Regions from separate parts of the Homo sapiens genome. Here region 1 is linked to region 2. The links are chromatin loops, found by intact Hi-C in ENCODE. Cell type or tissue: heart right ventricle. All regions are shown on one strand. Each heading gives the region's core, and the rest is flanking DNA. Links, peaks and the distances in the headings are about the cores only.

Region 1 (2,821 bases), core at 133-2,632, 55 kb before region 2:
TTCAGGAAGAGCCTTATACATTCAGAGCCCACCTCCATCATCCCATCTGAAACAACCCATATCCTTGATTTTGTGCATATCATTCCCTTCTCTATGGTTTATCCTTTTTAAAAAATCTTGATTGTGTATGATTTTGAACTTTATATCAACAAAATTATACTTTATGTATTCTTCTGACTCACATATTTAGATTAAGATTCTATTCCCAAGGTTTATCCATTTCATGGCTGTATTTCATTCAGTTTCACCTGCTGTATAGTATTCTAACGTGATTTATTTATTCATTGTACTCTAGATGGAGATTTGGATTGATTCCAGGTTTTTTTGCTATTGTGAAAGGGTTGCTGTGAGTGGTTTTTGTACACGGCTCTTGGTACATATGTGGAGGCACACACACCCATTTGCTGTCTCTAGGGAATGAAATTTTCTGGCTCACAGGGCATATGCATCATCAGCCTTAGTAGAGAATGTAGAACTGTTTTTTACAAAGCGATTATGTTGATCGTGTTCCCACTAGCCATAAGTGTTACAGTTCCAAAGCCTTGCCAGTGCTTCACATACCAGGCTTGAAAATCTTGTCCAGTGAAACATTATCTCACTGTGATTTTTATTTACAATTTCTCTGATTATTGAGTTTGAATGTCTGTTTACATTATTAACCATTTGGGTTCTTCGTTTTGTGAAGTACCTGTTCAGTCTTTTACCCATTTATCTTATTAATTTGTAGTTCTGTATGTAGATTACTACTAATCCTTTGTGGATTACATGTCTTGCGACAATTACTTCTCAGCTTGTGTTTTTTTTCTTAACTCGAATTTGTGATTTCTTTTGATGATCGGTTATTTGTAATTTAGCAGAGTCATAATCAGTATTTTGTCCTTTAAAGTTTGTGAGGGTAATTTTCTTATTTCAGAAAAGTTTTTCTTTGTTTGGAAAGAGCATTCGTTTTGGAGTCAAACAGGTTGTGGGCCCAAATCCTAATGGTGTTGTATACTAGCCTTATGGCTACCACTAGGTACTGGCCTTGAGCTAGTTAGTTACTCAAGACCACAGTTTCCTCATTGGAAAAATCAAAATAATATTAGTTTCTCTTAGTTATGATACAGCAGTGTACAGTTCCAGGCACATAGTACGTATTTAGTTGATAACAGTTGTTTCCTTTCTGTTGGGACTGCCTAAGCACTATGACCCACTGATCCCTTTTGGTATGCTTTGCAAAAACTACCTAAACCTTTTTATGTCAGGAGAGCTATTAAATGGCTTATTCTAACTTTTGTATTTTAAAAGGCTGCATTACCAATGGCATTTATATATTGATTAATACAGTCTGAAGAGACCACTTACTAGAAACCCTTATCAGTTTAGGTTCTGGTTCTTGAAAGTAATGTAATTACATTTATTTGTACACAGTTCTTTTGACCATTAAGCATTTATAGTATTAATGATCTTCCTTTACTGCTACTCTGAGATTACTTTGTAATATTGTTTTTTATTTAATGAATAATTATTGGATACATTATCTTGCCAGGACTTGAAGTTGTTATGGTTTTGTGGACTGGCTTAAAGTTGAATAAGAATTAGTTCCTGAATGAAAGGACTGTATACTCTAGTATATGGAATATATTTTATGTACTATACACAGAAGGTAAAATACCTTTAACAGGCTGGATGTGTGACTTTGGCAAACCTTTAACCCTCCGGTCTCAGATCTAATTTTATAAAATGGAAGACTTAGATGAAATCATAGTGGGGGTTAAAACATGGCACATGCCATCACTCGCTTCTGTTCCTGGCAGACATCGAAAATCAGTAATGGTACTCTTTTTCCACTGAGCTGAGATAGTCTCAGTCATATTCTCGACATGGTGTTCTAGGCAGTAACTACCACTCGATTAAATCTGGCATTCAGTTTTTAAGCTCCTGTACACTTCTAAATTCTGTGATTATAAGATACTTGAGAAACTCATCACCTTGGCAGTGTTCAGAATACAGTGAGACTGGAAGAAACTAGAAGCAAGGAGACAGGAGAGAGGTGACTGGGGGTCCAGAAGTAAAGGGAGCAAGTTACAGTGGTGGCCAAGGGAACAAGGAGAGGAGAGATGGGAAAATGGTTGTGAAGGCCCAATCCTATGCGAAGCTATTTGTAGGGTAAATGGATGGCAGGATGGATGGGAGGTGGACCTAGTGGGTGACGAGCTAAGCTAAGGTGATAAAGATTTCAAATTTGAATAATGACAATGAGCATGTTTGGTGATGATGACAAATAGACAAGTCAAGTGCATGATTGGATATTTGATTGGGAAGAGTATCAGTTTTGCTTTAAACATGTTTGAGTTTGAGGTTCCAGCACAATCCTCAGTGGAGCTGGAGAGAGGTCATGGCTAGAGAGGCTGATGGGAGGCTTTGGATGGAGGGGCCCTGGGCCCCAGGCTTCAGGCTCTTTACACAACCCACCCACCTCGCTCACACGCTAAGTGACCTTGGGCAAACTGCCTAGACTTCTTTGTGTCCCTCAACATCTTCATCTGTAAAATAGTCGTAATGAGAGTATCTACCACATAGGATTATTAAAGCCAAATGAGGTAATTCAGCGCTTATCACAATAAATTTTAATGATTATAAAATGTGGAATTTTTGCTTAGTTTGACTTAATATTATGCTTTCTTTCAAATAAACAGTTTGATTTGTTTAGAAAAGGTATATTCTAGCAAATAACAATCATTTAGATAAATAATGCTAAGTTCCATCTGTATTAAACCTGTTCCTATACATCATGTCAAAATAATAGGAAAGGAAAATCTGATTTATATATATGTATTTT
Region 2 (2,821 bases), core at 9-2,508:
GTAAAATAGGGCTAATAATAGTATCTACTTCAAAAGGTTGCTGAGGAGGATGGAATGAGAAAGCAAATAAAGCACCGCACCCCAGAAAGAGTAAGCCATCCTCCCAAAATGTAATTTTTAGCTGTGTTAGGGTTTAGAGTCATCACCTCTGCATTTTAAAGATTAGGTTGTGTTCTTATGGTACAAGATTCAATAGTGATGAAGATATTATGATAAAAGCATCATAGCTGTGTGACTTGATTGAGTTGTTTAACTCTTGGGGCCCCAGTTTCCATATTTTTGTTAATTATGATTGAAAATACAAAATAAATTGACTGAAACGTCAAATATGGTAGTAATCCCAATAAATGCAAATGGATTATGCTTGCCGACTAAGTGACAGAGGCTCTTGGGTTAGATTGAAACAAAGAGAGGCATACCTAAGACAAAGTGACTCTAGAAGTGTGAACTCAAAATGTCTGAGACAAGTCTCAGTCAATTTAGAAAGTTTATTTTGTCAAGGTTAGGGACACACCAGTGACATAGCCTCAGGAGGTCCTGATAACATGTGCCCAAGGTGGTCAGGGTACAGCTTGCTTTTATACATTTTAGGGAGACACAGTACATCAATCAGTACATGTAAGATTTACATTGGTTTGACCTGGAAGGGCAGGATAGGGGCAGCCTTCCAGGTCATAGGTAGATTTAAATTTTTTCTGATGGCAATTGGTCGAAAGAGTCATTATCAGTAGAAAGGAATGTCTGGCTTATGGTAAGGGGTTGTGGAGACCTAGGTTTTATCATGCAGATGAGGCCTCCAAGTAGCAGGCTTCAGAGAGAATAGAGTTTGAGTATTTCTTATCCCACTTAAGGTCTGAGTTGATGTTAATGCTGGAGGGGGATGGATAGTGAGGCATGTCCATCCTCCCCTTTTCCATCATGGCCTGAAAGAGATTTTCAGGCAACTCCGGGATGCCCTTGGCCAAGAGGGCCCATTCAGATGGTTGGGGGCCTTAGAATTTTATTTTTAGTTTACAGAAGGTTTGAAATAAGGGGATAGAAAAATACATACCAGGCAAATATTACTGTCAATCAAAATAGAGTTCATATGTTAATAGAGATACAACAATATTTCATAATATTAACAGCTCATCTGGAAGATAAAATAATTATGATCTTGTAACATACTCAGGGAATGAGAAAGAAAATCTGATAATCATAGTGGGAAATATTACTATACTCTGTCATTGATAAATAAAAGTTAGTACAGCTATAGATTATTTGAAGTCCAAAATACTTTATTAACAAGAGTTTAGTAATTTAATAATTATTAATAGGTCTCAGAGAACCTTTCCCTGTCAGGATGATCTGATTTTGTGAATTTTGGCTGAACTGTATACAGCTCTATGGTGCCTTTTTTTTTTTTTTCTTTTGAGACAGAGTCTCGCTCTGCCACCCAGGCTGGAGTGTAGTAGCGCTATCTCAGCTCACTGCAACCTCCATCACCCGGGTTCAAGCAATTCTGCTGTCTCAGCCTCCTGAGTAGCTGGGATTATAGGCGCCCGCCACCTCGCCCAGCTAATTTTTGTATTTTTAGTAGAGACAGGGTTTCACCATGTTAGCCAGGCTGGTCTCGAGCTCCTGACCTCATGATCCGCCCGCCTCAGCCTCCCAAAGTGCTGGGATTACAGGCATGAGCCACTGTGCCTGGTATTGTTTTTTTTTTTTTTTAAACAGTGGATATGTTTCTGTAAAGCTGCAGTACACTGGATTGTTTTAAAAGTGAAGGCTACTTTAATAATAGACATTATATGCTTGTGACTTTTCTTGTGTTGTTAATTATCATGCCGTGACTTTTCATGTGTGTCTTTATATTTATGAGCAGAGAACTCTGAATGTTTGGGATGCAATCTCGGTCCTTTTTTGGCACTAGCCCCATGTACCTGAGTAATAATAGGTCAGACAGGTTATTAAGAAACAGTGGTTTCTTGCATGTTCTCACTCATAGGTGGGAATTGAACAGTGAGAACACTTGGACACAGGGCGGGGAACATCACACACCGGGGCCTGTCATGGGGTGGGGAGATGGGGGAGGGATAGCATTAGGAGAAATGCCTAAAGTAAATGACGAGGTAATGGGTGCAGCAAACCAACACGGCACACGTATACATATGTAACAAACCTGCACATTGTGCACATGTCCACTAGAACCTAAAGTATAATTAAAAAAAAAAAAAAAGAAACAGTGGTTTCTTGTAGATACTCCTTTTTGGCAACTGAACAGTTGAGATAGTTGAAGCAAAATTCTCAGACACACGATTTGCAGTTTGGTGCCTTCAGAGTCCTTAGAAGGCCTTTTTAAAGATAGCATACCAGCATCCAGTGTACACTTTTTCAAGTCTTTTATGAATAAAGTGGGAGTGTTTTAAGTGTTTGCAGAACATTTGGGTCTCTGAATTCTGCCAAAGTAATTGTTACATAGTTTTCTTCCTCGAAAAGGACTGGCAAACATTGGTCACCTTCTTCATTTTATTTAATTTATTTGAGCCTTTTAAGATTGGGTATTAAGGAAGTGTGTGTATATGGGTGTGTGCATATGTGTAGTGCCAATGAAAATTCCATGTATTCTCTATTTGTTGCTTTACTCTCTGAAATCTGAGTAGTTCAGACAAAAAATAATTTTTTTACAAGGGTAAAAACTAAATTTAAAAGGGAAATCTAAATTTTATTATGTGTATGGAGAGGCACCTTATAAAATATTCACTCTTTCATTAGCAGCCTATTTTAAAAAATGTGACTTCCTTGAAAGCAGAGTGTCTACCAGATCTATCTAAATCAGAGG

What was found. Peaks named below come from ENCODE experiments on the same cell type or tissue, not always from the same donor. Only the 100,000 strongest peaks of a DNase experiment are listed, where the experiment ranks them.
Region 1: it touches region 2 in a loop (3-fold over the local background); 14 of 110 quality-filtered maps call a loop at or near these places.

The regions. Positions count from the first base shown.
Region 1 is chr2:54,461,053-54,463,873 of GRCh38, forward strand. The region is part of intron 1 of SPTBN1 (spectrin beta, non-erythrocytic 1); the gene reads left to right. Among named protein-coding and RNA genes, the nearest start is that of SPTBN1, 6.1 kb to the left of the region's middle. In heart right ventricle, for the core only: no CTCF peak of the experiment used is centred there; no DNase peak of the experiment used is centred there; H3K4me3 peaks cover 835 bases; H3K27ac peaks cover 2,500 bases.
Region 2 is chr2:54,516,252-54,519,072 of GRCh38, forward strand. The region is part of intron 1 of SPTBN1 (spectrin beta, non-erythrocytic 1); the gene reads left to right. It also overlaps the pseudogene C9orf85P1. Among named protein-coding and RNA genes, the nearest start is that of SPTBN1-AS1, 41 kb to the right of the region's middle. In heart right ventricle, for the core only: no CTCF peak of the experiment used is centred there; no DNase peak of the experiment used is centred there; H3K27ac peaks cover 2,352 bases.